Regions from separate parts of the Homo sapiens genome. Here region 2 is linked to region 1. A link is a loop called in an ENCODE intact Hi-C map of the cell type or tissue named here. Cell type or tissue: mammary epithelial cell. All regions are shown on one strand. Each heading gives the region's core, and the rest is flanking DNA. Links, peaks and the distances in the headings are about the cores only.

The links. A loop is a pair of places that touch in the nucleus more often than their neighbours do. Peaks named below come from ENCODE experiments on the same cell type or tissue, not always from the same donor. Only the 100,000 strongest peaks of a DNase experiment are listed, where the experiment ranks them.
Region 2: a loop joins it to region 1, with 12 times the contacts of the local background. A loop is called at or near these places in 56 of 110 quality-filtered maps.

Annotation. Positions count from the first base shown.
Region 1 is chr16:25,122,000-25,129,999 of GRCh38, reverse strand. LCMT1 (leucine carboxyl methyltransferase 1) reads right to left here. Exons shown (of 11, transcript NM_016309.3): 2 at 1,434-1,525. Among named protein-coding and RNA genes, the nearest start is that of LCMT1, 14 kb to the right of the region's middle. RefSeq lists a silencer at 3,609-3,851. In mammary epithelial cell, for the core only: a CTCF peak has its summit at 3,029 (motif pointing left); DNase peaks (open chromatin) are centred at 2,949 and 5,289; H3K27ac peaks cover 1,519 bases.
Region 2 is chr16:25,217,541-25,232,954 of GRCh38, reverse strand. AQP8 (aquaporin 8) reads right to left here. Exons shown (of 6, transcript NM_001169.3): 3 at 11,372-11,498; 4 at 8,379-8,593; 5 at 5,753-5,887; 6 at 4,023-4,511. The coding sequence ends at 4,463. Among named protein-coding and RNA genes, the nearest start is that of AQP8, 8.3 kb to the right of the region's middle. In mammary epithelial cell, for the core only: a CTCF peak has its summit at 7,518 (motif pointing right); no DNase peak of the experiment used is centred there.

The sequences.
Region 1 (8,000 bases), core at 1-8,000:
CTGAGCCCTCCCTCATCTGAGAATTACCAGGTCTCACAACACTTTCCCTCCCACCCACAGTGAGGAACATCAACAAAGCTGTAAAAGACCCACGTCCTCTAGACTTAAAACCCTCAAGCTGCGCAACTGGGCAGAAATCCTCAATTTCCATCCTTAGGGAAGATTCACATACACAGACAAGAGGCGTGAAAACTAAGATATGCTCAGCCTGAAATATACAAAAGCCTTTGGAATGTCTCCTTATAGAAAAACCCAATTAAATCCACATAATTAGTCCAGACACCTAGATGAGCCATAGGCAACCAACCAACCAGAGGAAAAGTCTGATGTAAATTCTAAGAGACTCTCCTCCTCATACCTGTACTATAAAGCAGTTTCTCCATATTTATCCAATTAGTGTAGGAATACACATGTGAAAAATAAAGCTTTATGTATTTTTCTCATTGGGGAAAAAAAAGTGATTCCTGATAGGGACAGTTTACAGTGAAAGATATTTAAATGGGCTTCAAACACATGAAAATGATCCTCAACGTCACTTATAAATAGGAGAAACATTTTTAAAATTGCAGTAAGATACCATTTTTCACATGACAGATTAAAGAAGATTAATACTTTTTTTTGAATTCATTAAATTTAATAAAATTTCAAAAACTATTGTGATTTTAATGTGGAAGTAGATATTGTGTTCTTTTTTTTTTCTTTTTTACTCTAAGTTCCAGGATACATGTGCAGAATGTGCAGGTTTGTTACATAGGTATATATATGCCATATATATATGCTTATTTCCCCAGATCTTCACCAACACAGTGTGTTATAAAACTTGTTTGCAGCCATAAAAAGGAATGAGATCATGTCCTTTGCAGGGACATGGATGAAGCTGGAAGCCATTCTTAGCAAACTAACAGAGGAACAGAAAACCAAACACCGCATGTTCTCACTCATAAATGGGAGTTGAACAGTGAGAACACATGACACAGAGAGGGGAACATCACACACTGGGGCCTGTCACTCATCAACCTGTCATTTAGATTTTTAAGCCCTGCATGCACTAGGTATTTATCCTAATGCTCTCCCTCCCCTTGCCCCCCACCCCTGACAGGCCCCAGTGTGTGATGTTCCCCTCTCTGTGTCATGTGTTCTCACTGTTCAACTCCCATTTATGAGTGAGAACATGCGGTGTTTGGTTTTCTGTTCCTCTGTTAGTTTGCTAAGAATGGCTTCCAGCTTCATCCATGTCCCTGCAAAGGACATGATCTCATTCCTTTTTATGGCTGCAAACAAGTTTATAACACACCGTGTTGGTGAAGATCTGGGGAAATAAGCACTTTTGCGCACAGCTGGAAAGGGAGCACACCACGACTTCCTTCAAGAATGAACCCCTAAAACCTCAGGTAGCTGATGAGGTGCTGTTGGGGAGGGAGATGGTCACTTGCCTCTGTTGATTTCAGGGGCTTTCCTCTCTTTAGACAGTCTCACAAAGTGCTGTATGTAAGGGTCATGCCAGTAGCCAATGCTTACTGCAAACCTGGAAGGGAGAAAAAAGGAGGAAGGTGAGTAGAGATTGAGTAGGTTCAGACCAAGGTCCACTGCCAAGTTCCCAGGAACCAGATCAAGGAACTCGACGAAAACCAACCATCCACCTCAAAAGGCCAAGTGCACATTTAGTGCCCTGTTACACAAGCGAAGACGCAGCCATCCATTCATCTTTATGTTCACGTTACACCACCCATCACATTTTCCACAGTGGGCCTTCTCACTCCCTTCCCTCATATTGCTAATTCACTTCCCAGGACCCTACATAGCAAATAGCCTCACTTCATGCTTCATACAGAAGATGTGCAGCCATTTATTCACTCTGCAAACTCATGGCCAGAGCTAGTCAGTTAATTCCACTAAATGAAAAAGCCTGTGCCCAGAGGAAGGGAGACTTAGAAACACTTGACAAACAGCATGAATTAACCAAGTGTTTCTCCTGACTCTGTATTAGGTGCCAATCATTTCACTCTTCTTAGGGAGGTCATAGTGGGGAAACTAGGAAGAAATGAACAAAGCAAGCACGAACAAAACAATGTGGAAAATGCCACAGTAGCCTTAATTCTCTCTAGCCAGTCTATACTACAAGGAATTAAGGCTTCATCTAGCACAGGAAGCCTTCTTGCAACCATGAGTAGAACCAGCTTTAGGATGACTGAGGACTCATGAAAAGAAGCGGGATCCCGAAGGCCATGCTCAGCTGCTGTGGGCCTGCAGACTGCTCTACCTCTGAACATCGATTTTGTGAGATAAGTGCCTTCACCCTTTTAGCCAATTTGAGTCAGGCTTCTGTTACTTGCAGCCCAAAGCATCCTAATGATACCCTGAGTAATGCCCCCATTTCTTGTTGCCTGCTAAGTAAGGTGAAATTAAGGGTATGGGTGTGTCATGTCTCTCAGCTTCTAGAAGTAAATAATACAGCTTTAAATCTGCTACTAAGGCTTACCTCTGGCCTGACTACAATAAGTGTTGAATTCTGCACAATCTCCCAACCTCTTCCATCCATAGACACCCAAAAGGAAGCACATGTTCAGCTGCTCCATGCAGCAACTCACCACAGAAACATGGAAAATACTCACTAATGGACACGATCTGTTATACAAGCCCAGACTGTCCAAGGAAAACAGCATACCCACACAGTTTTATAACAATATACTTAAAAAAATGGTTTTCAGTTAGTCATGACCCATTAATACAATAAAATCAATTCATTTGCAAACCTGCATTACTTTTTTAAATGTTGAACCAAGTAAAATAAAAAATAGGATGCATTACATATAGTAAGGATTAAGACATTTATGATGCTTACTCTTGGCTTCAAGTGATTCTCCAACCTCCGCTTCCCAAGGTGCTGAGATTACAGGCGTGAGTCACCGTGCCCAGCCTACTTTTGTTTCAAGTGTGTGTTGAGGGTGTAAGTGCAATGAAAAATGTATTTCCTCTGTGTGGTTGGCAGTTTGGGAAACACTGATTTCAAAGAAATCATATAGTGTCATCTAGTGGTAAAAGCTACATCTGCAGTTGAAACAAGAATGGTAGCCCAGCAACCCACAGATGAGAATACTCATCCCACAGTTTTAAGGATCAGAAGGGACCTTAGAAATGATCTCATCAACCCTAACATCCCGTGCAAGAACCAAGGCAGCAACATCAAGTCACTGCTTGACTACTAGTTCCCCAAGGAAGGCACTCGCCCCGCTGCTAAGCAGCTCTGTTGAAAACCTGATCAATTTGCCTCCCTCTGGAAGCCATAACTTGCTGGACTCTTGGATAATAAAGAGCAGGTTCTATCCTCTCACCTCCAGATTCTTTACACTGTTCAATACGACTAGTGTAGCCAAGGAACATGTGGGTGTCTGCCAAGTGCTAGGCACTGGGGGTACAGTGGTAAACAAGGAGAGAAAGGAGAGGCAGATAATTACAAGATGATGAGGAATGAAGGCAGTGACTCGTAGAGAGGAAGACGGTCACGGGGGAGGCCTCTCTCAGAAGGGGATGGCCGTGGCGAGCCCTGGAGAATGGGAGAGTCAGGTGTCCAAAAGGCATTCCAGACAGAAGGAAGGGCAGGCAGAAAGACTCGGGGAACACACCTGAGCCTCCAGTACAGAGAGGAGGCAGGGAGGCCGGAGGACAGTAAGAAACTGGGGAGGAGGCCAGAGGGAGAAGCAGGCTCAGGACGCAGGGTCTGGAGGGCATCTGGGACTGACCTCAGGAGCACCCTGTCCGTGGTCACAGTGGTGCACAGTGGTAGAGAGTGGTGAGATGCACGGGTCCATAATGCAAACACACCCAGCCAGCAACTCCCACCGGCTCCCACCTCCTAGTGCCCCTAACACTTTCCTCCTCCCACTCCGCAAACCCAGGTGACTGCAACAGGTTTCCATGCGCCCTAGGAAGAAGGACCTCACTGTCCAGCCTATCAGAGTGGCCAAGATGAAAAGATTTGCCACCCAGTGTTGGGCAGTGAGGAGGAGAGTGCTGTCGGGCGCTGCTGATGGCAGTTCTGAAGGGAGACAAGCAGCAAGTTTTAGGATTTATAGGACATCAGTTGGAAAGTAAGTGAACCAACTGCTGAACAAATTGGCAACAAAACTATTATTATTATTATTATTATTATTATTATTATTACTATTAGAGATGGAGTTTTGCTCTTGTTGTCCAGGCTGGAGTGCAATGGCGTGATCTCGGCTCACTGCAACCCCCGCCTTCCAGTTTCAAGCAATTCTCCTGCCTCAGCCTCCCGAGTAGCTGGGATTACAGGCACCCGCCACCACGCCTGGCTAATTTTTGTATTTTTAGTAGAGACGGGGTTTCACCACCTTGGGCAGCTGGTCTCAAACTCCTGATGTCGTGATCCGCCCGCCTCAGCCTCCCAAAGTGCTGGGATTACAGGTGTGAGCCACCGCGCCCGACCCAACAAAACTATTATTTAATCTAGCTTGGCTTTGGAGAGGGATAGGGAAGAGGGCACTCAAGCTGCCGGAACCTTAAACTGGCACAATCACACTGCAAGGCACTGCGATGACAAGTATAAAAGGCCTGAAACACATGCGTACACAATGACCACACAATCCCATTTCTAGGATTTAATCCTAAGAAAATCAAGTATGGGCACAAAGATTTCTCTGCAGGAACACTGAACACAGAGTTATAGTATCAGGTGAACAAACCTAATCACAAAATTGTATGTGTAGGATGTTCCCAATTTTGTTAGAGAATACATACACATGCAAGGCTGCCCACAGCAGACACCAAAGTGTTAATACACTGTTATCTCTGCACCCTGCATGACACTGTGCATCTAGTTCTGCCTGTCAATTTCCATTACACATCTCTGCTCCCAAAACCCAGAGAACATCACTTCTATTTGTATATCCTGATTTCATATTCAAAGCCTAGATTCAAAAAATCAAACATCTCAGATTTGGAAAGACCTCAAAGATTTTCCCAGTCTTCTTTCAATCCATAAATGCTTTCAGTTTCCATGACATTCACATGCCACCTGTTCAATTTAGTGTGTCTTTAAATCACTCACTTTTTAAAAATACTTAGGTTTGAGGTGCTGCCTAACATTTTCTAACACAACACTGTAATAAATAGCTAACTACAAAAATGATAAGCATCTGTGTAACACCTAAAATCATCTCACTTTCCTCCCACGGGAAAGACAGATCTGGTCCAACCACCTAATGCTTCATTCAAGAAGCATTTACTGACTGAGACCTGTCTCCACGAGCGTCAACTGGAACAATGGGGCCTTCTTCTGAAAGGTGTGAAATCCCCTCCAACAGGCATTTCCTCATCTGAGGCATCAAAGAATGAAAAGGGGCCTCCCTGCTCACCTGGCCTATAAGGATCAAGCCTGGTGCCTCATTGACTTCTTTAATCAAGTCACCAAGTGCTTACTATGTGCCAGGCATTATTCCAAATGCTTGACCAAATATGAATACATACAAATAGGAACCCCCATAAGATCCTACAAGGCAGGCTTGACTTTACAGACTGAAGTCAGTTACATCAGCTGTGGAACTTAATTCTATAAACATAGAGAACTGAAGGTTTAATGTAGGTGTTCAAATTTACTCACCTGGATTTAAATCTGCCCCCCATACACACTTGTTTTTTCCCTCATAACACCTGAGTTGCTTAAATGATGTGTGTGTGTTTGTCTGTATACATGTACACGTAAGTCATGTGTTGCTTAAAGATGAGGATACATTCTGAAAAACATGTTGTTTAAAAATTTAAACTTTTTCAGTGTTTTACTGTTTTATAATAACAGGTCTACTGTGTAGAGTTTCCTGAAAAGATACTGCTTTCCTGATGAAAGGAAATGGACTCTTGAGAGACAGATGTCCTTTCCTAGGATTCTTTCTTTTTCTTCTTCCCTCCTGGAGCAAAGCTACTCAAATGGACTAAGAATACTCAGTAATTCCCTGGTAAAAACCTATCCTTACCCCTGCGAAACAAGTTGTGGGAACTCTGACTCAATTTACAACTAAAAACCTTTGGAAGTCAACATTTTGAGCTATCAACTTGAAAGAAAGGAAGCAAATTAGGCCGGGTGTAGTGGCTCACGCTTGTGATCCCAGCATTTTGGGAGGCCGAGGCGGGCGGATCACCTGAGGTCAGGAGTTCGAGACCAGCCTGGCCAACATGGTGAAACTCCGTCTCTACTAAAAATACAAAAAATTAGCCGCATATGGTGGCTCATGCCTGTAATCCCAGCTACAAGAAAGGCTGAGGCAGGAGAATCGCTTGAACCCAGGAGGCAGAGGTTGTGGTGAGCCAAGATTGCGCCACTGCACTCCAGCCTGGGTGACAGAGCAAGACTCCGTCTCAAAAAAAAAAAAAAAAAAAAAAAAAGAAAGCAATTTAACGGGAAGTCAAGCATGAAACACACATTGCAATGTTAAAGTGTAAATAAGAATTTGGCATATAAGGCTGAGTGCGGTGGCTCACGCCTGTAATCCCAACGCTTTGGGAGGCTGAGGCAGGTGAATCACCCGAGGTCAGGATTTTGAGACCAGCCTGGCCAACATGGCGAAACTCCATCTCTACTAAAAATACAGAAATTAGCTGGGCATGGTGGTGCATGTCTGTAAACCCAGCTTCTCAAGAGGCTAAGGCAGGATAATAGCTTGAACCCGAGAGGTGGAGGTTGCAGTGAGCCAAGATTGCACCACTGCACTCTAGCCTGGGCAACAGAGCAAGACTCTGTCACAAAAAAAAAAAAAAAAAAAGAAGTTATATATAATACAAGTGTTGTCTCAAATCAATGGGGAAATACAGACCATTAAATAGTTGGTATGGGGACAAATGGCTAATGATGTGGAATAAAATTAGCACTGCAAACACTAAAAAAGACAGATGAACAGGCCAACCATAAAACCAAAGCCAGAAAAATGCTAAAAGATACGTTAAATAATTGGAAATAGCCTAAGCATTGCCCAAAACTCCCAACCTATAAAGGTAAAGATTGTCAGATTCTGCATCACAAAGATTTAAAACTTCTGAAGCTGGGCACAGTGGCAAGTGCCTATATCCCAGCTACACAGGAGACTGAGGCAGGAGGATCACTTGAGCCCAGGAGTTTGAGACCAGCCTGGGCAACATGGCAAGATCCTGTCTCAAAAAAAGAAAAAAAGATTTACAATTTCTGAATTATGAAATGTACTGTACAAGTTGAACCAAGAGACAAGCATCAGCTTGACAGAAAATACTGCAAGCAAAGCAGAGGCACAGGATAACTACGCCTGAAATAAAAAGTTCTTACAAATCAGCAAGAAAAACACAACCAAACAAGACATGACAAACAGTCCAACAGGAAATAACAAGGGCTGGAAGCAGTGGCTCGCACCTGTAATCCCAACACTTTGGGAGGTCAAGGAGGGCAGATCACCTGAGCCCAGGAGTTCAAGACCAGCCTGGGCAACAAAGTAAGACCCCATCTCTATAAAAAATAAAAAAATAAAAATAAATTAAAAAAACACAGCCGGGCATGGTAGTGCACGCCTGTGATTCCAGCTACTCGGGAGGGTGAGGTGGGAGGATCGCTTGAGCCACCAGGGAGGTCAAGGCTGCAGTGACCCAAGATTGTGCCACTGCTCTCCAGCCTGGGCGACAGAGTGAGACTGTCTCAAACAATAATCATCATCATCATCATCAGGAGAGAGGATTCACATAAGAAATATCAGTGACAATGAGCAGATTTTAAGTGCTCAGCCTCATGAGTGATTATAGGATAGAAATTAAAGAGACAGCCTATTTTCTACCCAGCAGCTGGTAAACAAGGAAAGAGACAGACTACTGAATAATTAGCATTGCATTCACCATGGGTAGGTACAACTGATATAACCTCTTTCAAGAAGCATTTTGCAGAAACTTCTCCCTGGGAATCTATTTCACAAGAAAATTCACACACATGTGCAAAAATGCTGATCACAACACTATTTTCAGAGCAAAAA
Region 2 (15,414 bases), core at 2,848-10,847, 100 kb before region 1:
TTTAATTAGCCACTGTGGTGATGTACACCTGTAGTCCCGGCTACTCAGGAGTCTGAGGTTCGAGGATCGCTTGAGCCCAGGAGGTCGAGGCTGCAGCATGCTGTGATTGCACCACTGCACTCCATCCTGGATGACAGAACGAAATGCTGTCTCCAAAAAAAAAAAAAAAAAAAGAAGAAGAAGTTCCTTGCCAAACCCCACCTTATTCTTATTCTGATACCTGCAAATTGCAAAACCTTTGATAATAAATATAAGAGCTAACACATTGTGTACTTACTATATACTGGGCATTGTGCTAATGCTTTATAAACATATTGTCATAAGCAGTCTGAGGTAGTAGTTGCATTTTATAGATGAGAAAGCTGAGGCTAAAGAATTTCAATAGCTTCTTCAAGCACATACAGCAAAAAGGTGACAGTTCTGAAATTAAAACTTGGATCTTCCTCAGGATGTAAACTTACAGCCACCATATTTTACTACTGTAATAGAGTTTCTAGCTCTAACACCCCAAAATTCTGTGACTTCCTTGTTACTGAGGAAAAGGGAGCTGGGATAGAGATGAACCTGGTGATCTGGATCAGTTTTGGATTCCACTCTGTAGGGTCAGAATGAATTTGGGAATCACTGGGATCAGCCTATGCCATTCTTCCAGTCAGTGAGTACTGAGTCCCTTCTGGCCAGGCACGGTGGCTCACACTTGTAATCCCAGCACTTTGGGAGGCCGAGGTGGGCCGATCACTTGAGGTCAGTAGTTCAAGACCAGCCTGGCCAACATGAGGCAGGAGAATCGCTTGAGCCCGGGAGGCGGAGGTTACGGTGAGCCAAGATCACACCGCTGCACTCCAGCCTGCGCGGCAGAGCAAGACTCCGTTTAAAAAAAAAAAAAAAAGAAAAGAACTGAGTCCCTTCTATTCAGCAAATGCCAAACACATAATGTACAGTTATTTAATACAAATATGAATTTATATCCATCTTGCTCTTGAGAGCTTATGGTCTAGAAATTGAAATGAAAGCCACAACTTAAAATCCAATTGCAAGTTTGAAATGAGGAGTTAACAATGAATGTCTTTCTGTCCTCCTTTTTTTTTTTTTTTTCCAGACAGAGTCTTGCTCTGTCACCCAGGCCGGAGTGCAATGATATAATCACAGCTTGCTGCAGCCTCGATCTCCCAAGCTCAAGCGATCCTCCCATGTCAGCCTCCTGAGTAGCTGGGACTACAGGCACGCGCCACCATGGCTCTGTCCCCTTTTTAATGAGGAACTAATAGGCAAGTAGGAGACTAGGCAGAGGACATAATATTGTCGTTTATTCAGAAACAGAAACGTATGATGACAAAGATCATGGACCCTGCAGCCAGATATACCTGACCTTCTACAGTTGCCCACCAGTGCACTAACCATGCAGCTTAGCATTAACACCATCCTTTAGAACCTCCACTGGCTCCTCTGCAGAATGAGAATAATGAGAGAATCTATCTATTCGTTTCCTGGAACTGCTCGAACAAACACCGCAGACTTGTGGCTTAAGATGACAGAAACTATTCTCTCTCCGTTCTGGAGGCCAGAAAGTCTGAAATTAGAATGTCAGCAGAGCCAGGCTTCCCACGAAGGTTCTAGAGGAGAACCTTCCTTCCCTCCCCCTGCTCCTGGCGGCTCCTGGTGCTGTCTTTTGGCAGTATAACCCTAACCTCTGCTTCCATCTTCACGTGGCCTTCTCCTTTGTGTCTCTGCGCCTCTTTTACTATCTCTTACAAGAAAAGGGCACCCTAATCCAGTGGGATTTCGTCTTGACCCGTACCTTAATTGCATCTTCAAAGACCCTATTTCCGAATAACGTCACACTCTAAGACTGTAGACTGACACAGATTTCGGGAGGACACTATTCAACCCACTGTACTATCTCATAGGATTGTCGTAGGGAGTAAACGACATAATACGTGTAAAGCATTCAGCACAGTGCCTAACATGTAATAAACTCTCCATAAATGTTAGCTATATACATATAAGTATATATATGTATGGATGTATATCTTTTGTTATTTACTAGATTAATCAAAGATTTATTTCATTATTTCACCAAACAAAATAGTAACTTTTAATATTTTTTACTCTTCTTTTACTTTATTTTGTGGCAGGGTCTTACTCTGTTGCCCAGGCTGGAGTGCAGTGGCATGGTCTTGGCTCACTGCAACCTCTACCTCCCGGTTTCAAGCAATTCTCCTGCCTCAGCCTACCAAGTAGCTGGGATTACAGGCACCCGCCACTATGCCTGGCTAATTTTTGTATTTTTAGTAGAGAAGGGGTTTCACCATGCTGGCCATGCTGGTCTTGAACTCCTGACCTCAAGTGATCCTCCCACCTCAGTCTCCCAAGGTGCTAGGATTACATGTGTGAGCCAGAGCGCCTGGCCTTTTTTTTTTTTTTTTTTTTTTTTTGAGACAGGATCTCACTCTGTTGCCCAGGCTGGAGTGCATTGGTGCTGTCATAGCTCACTGCAGCCCCAACCTCCCAGGCTCAAGCGATCCTCCCACCTCAGCCTCCCAAGTAGAGGAGACTACAAGCATGTGCCACCTGCCCAGCTAATTTTTTTATTTTTTGTAGTTACAGGGTCTTGCCATGTTGCCTGGATGGTCTCGAACTCCTGGCCTGAAGCAATCCTCCGCCTTGGCCTTTCAAAGTACTGGGATTACAGGCGTGAAACACCATGGCTGACCCATTTTGAACTCTGTAAATGTCCTAATTTGCTTGTTTCTGATTGTATCATATTTTTTCCTCCCCTTTTCTATTCTGTCGGGTTGTCATCGTTATTCTTGTTTGTTATTCTCCTTTTCCCTGAGAATGGTTTGGATGTGTGGCTATATCGTGAATCTATTTCCTCCATGGACAATCTCTTATTGTAGTGGTGATTTTCTTCATTTTTGCTCAAGTGAGCATTTTGCTCATCTTGTTGAAGTGGGTGAGTTTTCGGTTGTTGTTGAGAGTGGTTTCTCCCTGGCCCTTCTTTCTGGTGTTATAATGATCATCTTCCATAAATGACCCATCGATTCTTATGGAGAAGACACATACTCTACTTCGAAGGGGTGACTTCCAGGGTGTGTCTTTCCGTCCTTTCTTATCTGTTATACTCCTATCTTCCACCCAAGTGCCACTGGTTCTTCAGGCCTGTACTGTGTCACTTGTTCAGGATTCTATTATGTTAGCACAAAAGTAATTGCAGTTTTTGCCATTGAAAGTAATGGGCTGGCTGGGCAACTGGCTGGGCACTGTGGCTCACGCCTGTAATCCCAGCACTTTGGGAGGCCGGGGTGGGTGGATCACTTGAGGTCAGGAGTCCAAGACTAGCCTGACCAACATGGTGAAACTCCGTCTCTGCTAAAAATACAAAAATTAGCTGGGCATGGTGGCATATGCCTGTAATCCCAGCTACTTGGGAGGCTGAGGCAGGAGAAGTGCTTGAACCTGGGAGGCAGAGGTTGAAGTGAGCTGAGATCATGCCACTGCACTCCAGCCTGGGTGACAGAGCAAGACTCTGTCTCAAAAAAAAAAATTTTTTTTGCACCAACCTAATATTTCCTCAGGAAATTCTTGCAGCCCATCCCAATCCCACCCACCCCCCCACCTCCCCACCTAGAGTGAATGAATGGGCTGACCCATGTCCTGGACAGCACCAAGCACTCGAGTAGGGACAGCACTGGGCACTCAGCCAGACCCTGGACTCTGCCTGGGGGTTTTCAGCAGGGTCCTGAGGTCTGTGATCTGGAATTGACTCTGACTAGACTCCAAGTTGGACTCAATATGCACTCTGAGCTCCAGACAGAGCTCCAGGATGGGCCCGTCCAAGTGGAGACAGGCTCTGGTCTGGCCTCAACTTCAAGAGCCTGCCATGGCCCAGGACTCTGAGCTGGGCTGTGGGATCAGCTCAGGCCTAACCCCAGCCAAGGCCTAACCCCAGACTTTTTTTTTTGCTTGCTTTCTCCTCAGCAGTGCCCATTTCTCAAATGAAAGGCAAGCCAGTGAGCACGTGGAAGGAAACACTGGACTATTTATTGCAAAGTGAGAATTGTCAGCTTGAGAAGCAAGGAAGTGGCCAGGCCCCCAACAAAGCAATCAAGCAAGAAATGGGGTGCGGGAAATGAGCTGATGTGCAGAAACAGCCTCCTTGTCCAACTCGGGGACATTCCTCTCAAGAAACACGCTCGTGTTGTGGTGTTTGCACTGCTCTCTGGGCAGTGCGGGCAGCGTGTTCCCCAGGCTGGGGTCTCTGATGAGCACAAAGGAATTCCAAGAACCTAGAGCCTCCTCAGCAGTCAGTCTATCTGAGAAAGCAGGCCCAAGCAGTGGAAGCAGGGGGTCGCTCCTCTGGGCCTCTGCCCTGGCAGGAAATGCAGGAACTCCCCTGTCCTCAGTCTGGGACAGGTGAGCTGAGGACACCTGGAGCAGCAGGAATCCCACGAGCTCTGCTTCACCGAGCCTTCAGGATGAGGCGGGTCTTCCCATCTCCAATGAAGCACCTGCAAGAAAGATGACCCAGTAAGGTCTCTGCCCCGGAGGTGAGACCCAGCCCTTCGTCATGTCTCCAGGCTCAGAAGTCTCCAGAAAGATGACTTCCTGAGCCTCCCCAGCCTTAATAGCCAGATCCCCTTGCAGAGAGAGAGACAGTTTCCTGCTTGGTTTCTTTTTTTTTTTTTAATTGAGACAGAGTCTCACTCACCCAGGCTGGAGTACAGTAGCATGATCTCAGCTCACTGCAGCTTCCACCTCCTGGGTTCAAGCAATTCTCATACTTCAGCCTCCCGAGTAGCTGGGACTACAGACAAGCACCACCACACCTGGCTGATTTTTGTATTTTTAGTAGAGACAGGGTTTTAACCATGTTGGCCAGGCTGGTCTCCAACTCCTGACTTCAAGTGATCCACCCACCTTGGCCTCCCAAACTGCTGGGATTACAGGCGTGAACCACATGCCCGGGTCCTGCTTGGTTTCTAACCCTTTTCCTGAAGATGCTCATTGCTGCCACTCTGAAAGCCCAGAATTAAATGAAGCCGGGTGCAGTGGCTCACGCCTGTAACCCAGCGCTTTGGGAGGCAGATCACTTGAGGTCAGGAGTTGGAGACCAGCCTGGCCAACATGGTGAAGCCCCATCTCTACCAAAAAAATCACAAAAACTGGCTGGGCGCGGTGGCTCATGCCTATAATCCTAGCACTTTGGGAGGCCCAGGCAGGTGGATCACATGAGGTCAGGAGTTCGAGACCAGCCTGGTCAACACGGTGAAAACCCGACTCTACTAAAAATATAAAAATTAGCTGGGCGTGGTGGCGGCGCCTGTAGTCCCAGCTGCTTGGCAGGCTGAGGCAGGAGAATCTCTTGAACCCGGGGGCGGAGGTTGCAATAAGCCAGAATCACACCACTGCACTCCAGCCTGGGCAACAGAGGGAAACTGTCAAAAAAAGAAAAGGAGAAAGACCAAGTCCTAAAGACATTGTTTGAGCGCCACCTGAAACCACTGCTACCTGTGAAGTTTTTGATGATGTGAGCCAATGAATTCCTCTTTATGACATAAGCTATTTTGAAATAGATCTCTGTCACTTGCAACCAAAGCTCCTAGATGGAGCCATTTTCTTTGCCTCTAAAGAGGCTCCCTCTTTTCTCTTCCAAACCCAAGTGAGAGCCTAGCCCTCTAGTCCCGGACTCTCTGGGAGATGTTGCCAAGTGCCCATCCAATGGGCCGGTGACCCTGTGTCACACTCCTACCTAATGAGCAGTCCAACAAGCAGGCCAGCCAGGAGTGGGCCCAGCCAGTAGATCCAGTGGAAGTTCCAGTGGTTGGCCACCACCGCAGGTCCAAAAGCACGGGCGGGATTCATGCAGCCTCCAGACACAGGGCCCCTGCAAACACCCAGGCACCAAGGTCACCAGGATCCCAGCCAAACCCCACCTCACCTCACACTCATGTCCCCAACTAGGCCTAGTCACACACCACCCAGAAACCCTCTCTAAACTCCTACATCATGAGCTCCTGGGTAGATCCTAAAGAAGGCAGAGGGGCTATTAGCACCAGGAAGCAGAAGGCATGGCTCCCCGCTGGGCGTGCAGTCCAGCACTCCCCACACACTCCTCTAGAATGCCCAGCAAAAATGCCTACTGGGTGATGGCAGGAAGAGAAGCTGGAGCTACATTTGCTCCAAAGTCTACAAAGGAAAGTCAATCAGTTTCAATCCTTTTGGAGTCAAGCTGACCTAGATTCAAAACCCAGCCCACACATTATAAAATAACAAAAAGTGTATCATAGGATTGTTCGTGACCCAAAGAATAAATGCTTGAGGGGATGAATACCCCGTTTACTTTGACGTGATTATTACACATTGCATACCTGTATCAAAACATCTCATGTAACCTCAGCCAGACACAGAGGCTCATGCCTGAAATCCCAGCAGTTTAGGAGGCCAAGGCAGGCAGATCACTTGAGGTCAGGAGTTAGAGACCAGCCTGGCCAACATGGTGAAACCCTGTCTGTATTAAAAATACAAAGTTAGCTGGGAATAGTGGCACACGCCTGTAGTCCCAGCTACTGGGGAGGCTAAGCCAGGAGAATTGCTTGAACCTGGGGGTTGGAAGTTGCAGTGAGCCATGATCATGCCACTGCACTCCAGCCTGGGTGACAGAGCAAGACTCTGTCTCAAAAACTAAAACTAAAAATAAAATAAAATAACGAAGAGTATAAGTGGATTGTTTGTGACACAAAAAATAAATGCTTGAGGGGATGAATACCCCATTCACCTTGATGTGATAATTATGCATTGCATGCCTGTACCAAAACATCTCATGTAACCCAGAAATATATACACCTACTAGGTTCACCCACAAAGCTTTAAAAATATACATATAAAGAAAGAAAAACCCCAGCCCAGATAGTTCTAGGTGTGGGAACCTCCATGAACCTCTCTGTGTTCAGGTGAGGTGAAAGTGACTATCCCATAGGTTGTCATCAGGAGTGAATGAGAAAATGCAAATGGAGCCCACACCTCGAATATAATTAATGTACAAAAAGCATTAACTAATCTAGCTGGTCCAGATGAGGCCCTTGTTGCACCACAAGCTTAAGACCCAGAATCCTACAGGGAGACTCTTCCCCAGGTGCACTCCTCTCGTTCTGGGGCTCTGTCTTTACCCCATTCTCTCCAGCTGGGGGCCTGTAGACCTCATCCCCACCCTGTGTCCAGCTTCGAAGTCAAAAAGCTTGTAAGTAGGCGGGGCGCGGTGGCTCAGCCTGTAATCCCAGCACTTTGGGAGGCCAAGGCGGGCGGATCATGAGATCAGGAAATCGAGACCATCCTGCCTAATACGGTGAAACCCCGTCTCTACCAAAAATACAAAAAAAAATTAGCCGGGCGTGGTGGCGGACGCCTGTAGTCCCAGATACTCGTGAGGCTGAGGCAGGACAATGGCGTGAACCCGGGAAGCGGAGCTAAAAAAAAAAAAAAGGGCTTGTAAGTGAATCAAAGACCACTAGGGGGCAGCAAAGCATGGCCACAGCTTTACACACACATTCCCCAGCCTGCCCCAGGCTCCACCTCCCAAAGTTGAGGGAGAGCTGACCCAGGAGAAAGGTTAGACTTGGTTCTGTGTCCAAAAGAAAGGAAAGAGTCAGACATTAGGGAGGGGCTCCCTGGGCTGGGCACTGTGGCTCATGCCTGTAATTCCAGTACTTTTGAGAGGCCAACGCAGGAGGATGGCTTGAAGCCAGGAGTTCAAGACCAGCCTGGGCAACAGAGCGTGACCCCTATCTCTACAACAAAAATTAAAAGGGTTCACTCAGCCTCTTGTCCCAAATCTATCACTTAATTTGCCACTGCCCACTGACCTTAAATAAGTCACTTCTGTCCTCTCTAAGCCTCAGTTTCCTTATCTATAAAACGGGAGACATCATCCCCAATCTTGTCTACTTAATCCCTTCCAAAGCCTGCTGGGAGTCTAAAAATAAATGAGACAACAGCTACACATGCTCTTTGTAAGCCTGAGGCTAAAACCCGGCTGCCCGCTGACCGAATGAACACAGTTCACAGAAATGTTGTATTTACGCTACCAACATTGGAAAACATCACATACAGATTTAAATTTCTGACTTCCTTTGAATGAAAGCATCAGCCCAGACCCATGTACCCAGCAATAATTGACAAGAGCTGAACTGACTGCAGCACCTCTGACACTGCAGTCCCCACCACTCCCTGTTGTCTGCCTGATGCCAGCCCCCCTCCCCATTTGCAGCACCTTCCTGGCCCCTAATAGCAACTGAATCTGTGACCCTCAGGCCTGAAATCCCCCAGAGCTGAACAGCACAGATCTGGGCATGGTCACCCCACTGCCAAGGGACACTCACCCAGCCAGGATATCCACGGTGACGGCAAAGCCGATGGAGAACGGGGCCAGAGGGCCCTTTGTCTTCTCATTGATGGCACCCATGCATACAGCCAGGGCCAGCAGCGTCGTCAGGATGATCTCTGCCACCAACGCCCCTGCCACCTGCCCCTGCTCCTGGACTGTCACAAAGGCCGCCCCAGATGCATTCCAGAACCTCTCCTCAGGACTCACCGCCTGCACAGAGAAGCTGCTGAGCCTCACAGTGGGGCAGAGAGACAGCTGGAAACTGAGGGGAGAGGGCCTAAAAAACGCATGCTACCCACCTTAAGAGCCAGTGAAGGGTTATGTCCAATTTCAGTTAGATATACCTGCATCCACATCCCAGCTCTGCCAGATTTTACTGTGCGACCCTGCGTGAACTACTGAACCTTTCTGAGCCTCACTTTGTTCAGCTGAAAAATAGTAATGGGGCTAGGCGTGGTGGCTCACGCCAGCAACCCCAGCACTTTGGGAGGCTGAGATGGGTGGGTCACTAGAGCCCAGGAGTTTGAGACCAGCCTTGCCAACATGGTGAAACCCCATCTCCACTACAAATACAAAAATTAGCGGGGTGAAGTGGCAGGCACCTGTAATCCCAGCTGCTCAGGAGGCTGAGGCACCAGAATCACTTGAACTCTGGAAGCAGAGGTTGCAGTGAGCTGAGATCACACCACTGCACTCCAGCTTGAACAACAGAGCAAGACTCCGTCTCAAAAAAAAAAAAAAGAAAAAGAAAAAGAAAAATGGGGATAACCCAGTCATGGCTCCAGGTTACAGACCTAAAACTTATGTAACTTAGATGATCCTCTTTGAGAAAAAGAACATAAACTATCTTTTTATTTTTCTTTGACACAGAGTCTAGCTCTGTCACCCAGGCTGGAGTGCAGTGACACGATCATAGCTCACTGCAGCCTGGACCTCCTGGGCTCCAGTGTTCCTCCTACCTCAGCCTCTCATGTAGCTGGGACCACAGGTACATACCAACCATGCCCACCTAATGTTTTTTTTAAAATTTTTTGTAGAGATGGAAGGTCTTACTATGTTGCCCAGGCTGGTCTGGAACTCCTAGGCTCCAGTGATCCTCCCGCCTCTGCCTCCCAAAATGCTGGGATTACAGGCACCAGCCGCCATGCGTGGCTAAAAATACCTTACTCTTAGAAACTTTACAAACACATATGATCAGGTGAACTCATTGCTAAGCCCCCACAGGACCGTGGAAGGGGCATGTGCAGGAGAGCCCTGAAGCCTGAGCTCAATTATTTCTATGGGCGATCGGCCTCAGGGCTATCACAGCCCCGAAGGGGAAAGACAGTGCAGTGCACAAGCTTCTGGACTCTGGATCCAGTCGGGGCTGTGCTGCTTACAGGCACGTCTGAACTTGAGCAAGTTACCTGCTTCTCTGCACCTCTGTTTTCTCATCTATAAAATAGGGATGATACTGACAGCTCCCAGCTCACAGACAAGGCCGTTGGTGTGCCTGGCACAAGGTAAGCGCTCTCTATGAACTGACTATGGTTTTTCATAAAGTTGCTGGGAGATGAAATAAGAGAATATGTGTAAAACATTTAGCAGGAAGAATGTGCTTAGGGAACCCTGCTGCCCCGCAGCTGTCAGAACCATGTTTGACAGGTTTTAAGTGGCAGGGCTTGAGCTCGAGTCTGGCCACTGCTTTTCAGAGCAGAAGCCGAGAAGGAAGGTCCCGGGCGTGTTCCATAGACAGGGGAACAGGCTGTGGCTCTCAAATTGGGACATGGAGAGACCACAGCAGGGGATGACAGTAAAGTGAGGCTTGAGAACAAAGTCTGCGGTGGGTCAGCACTTACAGCTTCAGACCCTATCACAGCCAAGCTGACAGAGCTCCCCCATCCACCACCCCCCACACACACACCAAGCAAGGCCCACATCTTGAAGGGCTTGAAGTATCCCTGGCTGAACCAAGACTTAAGGGCAAAAGAAAAGAAAGAAAGAGAGGGAAAAAAAAGAAAAAGAGGGATGAAGGGAGAAAGTCTATCCATGGATTTATGCATAAAGCTATGAAAACTCTGTGGCTGGCCAGGCTCGGTGGCTCATGTCTGTAATCCCAGCACTTTGGGAGGCCAAGGCAGGAAGATCACTTGAGGCCAGGAGTTGGAGGCCAATGTGGTCAACACAGCGAGAGCCCACCTCTACAGAAAAAAATTTTTTTTAATTTATTTATTTTTTATTGATAATTCTTGGGTGTTTCTCACAGAGGGGGATTTGGCAGGGTCATAGGACAATAGTGGAGGGAAGGTCAGCAGATAAACAAGTGAACAAAGGTCTCTGGTTTTCCTAGGCAGAGGAAATTAGTTGGGTGTGGTGACACACACCTGTAGTCCCAGCTACTCAAGAGGCTGAGGCAGGAGGATCACTTGAGCCCAGGAGGTCGAGCCTGCAGTGAGCTATGATTGCACCACCACACTCCAGCCTGGACAACAGAGTGAGACCCTATCTCTAAAATAAAAAAGAGAGGCCGGGCACAGTGGCTCATGCCTGTAACCCCAGCACTTTGGGAGACCAAGGCAGGTAGATCACTTGAGCTCAGTAGTTCAAGACCAGCCTGGCCAACATGATGAAACCCCGTCTCTACTAAAAATACAAAAATTAGCTGGGCATGGTGGCATGCGCCTGTAATCCCAGTTACTCAGGAGGCTGAGGTGGGAGAATTGCTTGAGCCCAGGAGGCAGAGGTTGCAGTGAGCCAAGATCAGGCCACTGCACTCCAGCCTGGGTGACAGAGCAAGACTCCATCTCAAAAAAACAAACAAATAAAAAATACAATAAAATGCAATAAGAAAGAAAGAGAGAAGAAAAACGTCCACCAATTCCACTGGCAGAAACAAGCAAAAGATTGGACATTTCCCCACTCCCCACTGTCCCACACACACACCCACATATGCACCTCCAGCAGCCCCATCAGAGAGGAAGACTAGCCCAGCCCCTGGGGTTTACCCACCTTGGCCAAGGCAGCCCCGAGCATCCCCCCGAGCAGCTGTGAGACCCAGTACGGGAGGAGCATCACCAGGTTGAGGCCTCCGATCAGCATGGCTGCCAGGGACACCGCAGGGTTGAAGTGTCCACCACTGTAACCCACAAGAGCAGAGGAAGTCATGAGCCCAGGGCTGACCACATGGCTGGCACTTGAGACAGTGTGTCCCAGCCAACCCACCAGGCTGGCCTCTCAGGGCAAGAGTCAGTCCGGGGCCCAGCTCAAATACAAAGAGGCACCAAATTGCTTCCATTTTCCCTGAGATGCCAGGCAGAGGGTAAGAGATAAAGGGCAGCCTCTAAGTCCAAAGCCCAGCCCCCAGGATGGCCCTGGAGGAAGAGCGTGTAGGGAGACCATCCCTTAACTCCTCCCTGACTCCCTCCAAGCCTCCCTCCAGCCCTTCAGAGATGTGGCCACAGGTCAGATTGAGATACCAAGGCTCCAAGTTAGTAGCCCAAGAGCGGTATCCAGGCCTCCCCTTATGATTTGTTTGATTTTACGAGACGGAGTCTTGCTCTGTCGCGCGGGCTGCAGTGCAATGGTGTGATCTCGGCTCACTGCAGCTTCCACCTTTTGAGTTCAAGCAATTCTTCTGACTCAGCCTCCTAAGTAGCTGGAACTACAGGTGTGTGCCACCACGCCTGGCTTATTTTTGTATTTTTAGTAGAGACGAGGTTTCACCATGTTGGTCAGGCTGGTCTCAAACTCCTGACCTCAAGCGATCCACCCACGTCGGCCTCCCAAAGTGCTGGGGTTACAGGCACGAGCTACCGTGCCCGGCCCGGGTCTCCCTTTATGAGTAGCTAGGCCCTGAATAAGACCTCCTGATTGGTTGAACTGCTCAGCCAGTGAAAACCCTACTTGTGGTCTGAAAGTGTGATGGGTGTAAAATGCAGATTTGGAGTTCAGGCTGAAAATGGCATTGAGAATCACGGGGTGGAGTTGGAGGTTCATGACCAGGTTAGGGATTGGGATTGGGAGTTTGGGGTGTGGAAGGGAATTAGACAAGTCAGAACCTGAGGTCAAAGGGCAGGTTGCAGTTGATCAGCCACCCCCTGGCTCATGGGTAAAGAGCCTTCGTGTTCACCAAGATGTTCAACCAGCCCAGGCCCCAGAGCCAGGGTGGCTGCACTCACATCAGTGTCCCAACCAGTCCCACTCTGATGGAGGAAATATTGTCACAGTTTGGCCTCCTGAATCCATCTGGTTTCCAGGAATGGATACTCCCCAATGAGAGAGAAAGGGACCCCAAGACTCCCCATGTCACTTGAGAACCAAAGTGCCCCCCTAATGTAAAGAGCCCACCAATGAGCTTACCCATCCTCCAAAGGACATAGGACATTCAGTTGAGACTGGGCAGAGGACCTCAGCTCTGCCCAAAAGGACTTTGTCCAACACCCTGATAGCTCGAGACCAGCTACCCCAACTTGTCTGGCTCAGCTCTGGGCCCAGGCCCTCAGATAAGCTCCATGCACGGTTTGATTTGATTTGTTTTTTGTTTTTTGTTTTTTTTTTTGAGACAGGGTCTCCCTTTGTCACCCAGGCTGGAGTGCAATGGTGCAATCTCGGCTCACTGCAACCTCCGCCTCCTGGTTTCAAGCGATTCTTCTGCTTCAGCCTCCCAAGTAGATGGGATAACGGGGCTGCCACCACGCCCGGCTAATTTTTGTATTTTTGGTAGAGACGGGGTTTCACCATGTTGGCCAGGTTGGTCTCGAACTCCTGACCTCAGGTGATTCACCTGCCTCGGCCTCCCAAAGTGCTGGGATTACAGGCGTGAGCCACTGCGCCTGACCTCCATGCATGGTTTGAAAGCACCAGCCAGTGCTCAGACTCCACAGGTTGGGAAGAGGGGCAGCCAGGCCTACTTGGCCTCAAGTAGCTTAGCCTGGGCTCTGCTGAGATACACAGATGAAGTCAGGGTGAGGCGGCTTCCCAGGGGAGCCCCAAAGGGGAGAGAAACTGTCACCCAGAGCATGGCTCTATCAGGAGGGCCAGGTGACGAAAACCACACATTTCCTGGTTTACACTCATTAGCAATAAAACAATCAAGACACATTCATTCATTCATTCATTGTTCACTCAGCATATATTTCTCTGACACTTACTGTGTGCCAGGGGCTGTGCTGGGTGCTTATAACTTACATACATAGCTTATCCTGGATCCAGTGAACAACCTCAAAGTCAGTGTCTGGCACGCAATAGGTGCTGAATAAATATTTGTCAAAAAAGCCAAACAGAGAGGCAGTATTTGCAGTGCCAAAGAGATGGTCTTTCCAGCCAGCTGGCCTGGGTTCAAAGCTCAACTCTGCCACTGAAGAGCTGTGTGGCATTGGCAAAGTTACATAACCTCTCTGTGCCTCAATGATCTCTGCCTGATAAAGCTATTGCAAAGATATTAAGAATTAATATTTGTACAGCCCATAGTAGTATCTATGTAGTTAGCATTCAAAAAACATCAGCTATTATTATTACTCATATTTATACCACTGCACACAGAGGCTTCAGCAACTTGCTGTGGTCACCCTGCTAAGAAGTGATAAAGGTTGCCTTCAATCTCAGATCCGTCCAAAGGGAAGATCATGTACTTTTTGTTTCACTTGCAGCCTCCCTTGGACGTCTAAAGAGATGTGGTTTGTTTTTTGTTTGTTTGTTTGTTTGTTTGTTTTTTGGAGATGGAGTCTCACTCTGTTGCCCAGGCTGGAGTGCAGTGGCACAATCTCGGCTCACTGCAACCTCTCCCTCCCAGTTCAAGCAATTCTCCTGCCTCAGCCTCCGAAGTAGCTGGGACCACAGGTGCCTGCCCCCACGCCCAGCTAATTTTTGTATCTTTAGTAGAGACAGGGTTTCACCCTGTTGGCCAGGCTGCTCTCCAACTCCTGACCTCAGGTGATCCACCCGCCTCAGCCTCCCAAAGTGCTGGGATTACAGGCGTGAGCCACTGCACCCGGCCTAAAGAGATGTTAAAGCTCTTTTCCATTCTGGTTTTCTCAGAAATAGTATTTCTGTTTCCTCATTCAGATCTATTTTTTGAGTGAGATTTAATACAGACCAACCATGTCCCAGATCACCCTGCCAGGCACCCCACTCAAGATCTTCGTCGTGATGGCTGGCTCTCCTGGGAACCAGCAGCCATGTCCACAGACCTCCCCATTGAGCCTCTACCCAGACGAGAGCTAAGCCAGAGAAGCCTGTCCCTTTCCCTGCCCCTCCTTCTTGATCACCTCTTGACAAGCCAGGACCACTGCAGATCTCTGCATACCCAGGTGGGAAAACCTGGCTCAGGTCTTCTATGCATTTCTGCTTTCCCTAAAACCCCCTTCTAGTGGTAACAATAACACAGCAACCAATGCCTGTTGTATGTTTGGTGTGTGCCAGGCGCTCTACTTCATTTAATTCTCATGACTTCCGCATGAGGCACTTGGATTTGAGCGCTGGAGCCAGACAGCTTGTTCTTGACTCCCGCCTCTGCCACTTTCTGGCCCTCTAAGCTTGGACAGATTACATGGCCTTTCACTTTTGCAGCTGTACAATGGGGCTAATAACAGGACCTACCCCACAAGGCTTTTGTGAGGATTAAATAACTAATATCTATAAAGTAATTAGACTAGTGCCTGGTACATGGTTAGCAATATAGATATGTTGGCTTGAAAAAAAAAACATTTAAAAGCTACTATTCCCATTTTATAGGCGGGGAACTTTGGGTTTAGAGAGTAACTTGCCAGCCAGGCATGGTGTCTCATGCCTGTAATCCCAAAACTTTGGGAAGCCAAGGCAGGAGGATCGCTTGAGACCAGGAGTTCAAGACTAGCCTGGGCAACATAGTGAGACCCCATCTCTACAACAAAATTTAAAAATTAGTTGGGTGCTGCGGCGCATGCCTGTGATCCAGCTACTCAAAAAGAGAATGACTTGCTCAAAGTCACAAGCTCACAGGCTGCGGGGTCTGGAGTTGACCCCAGTCTGACTCCCAACCCCATAGTTATCCAGAGCGCTCCTTGAAATCCCGA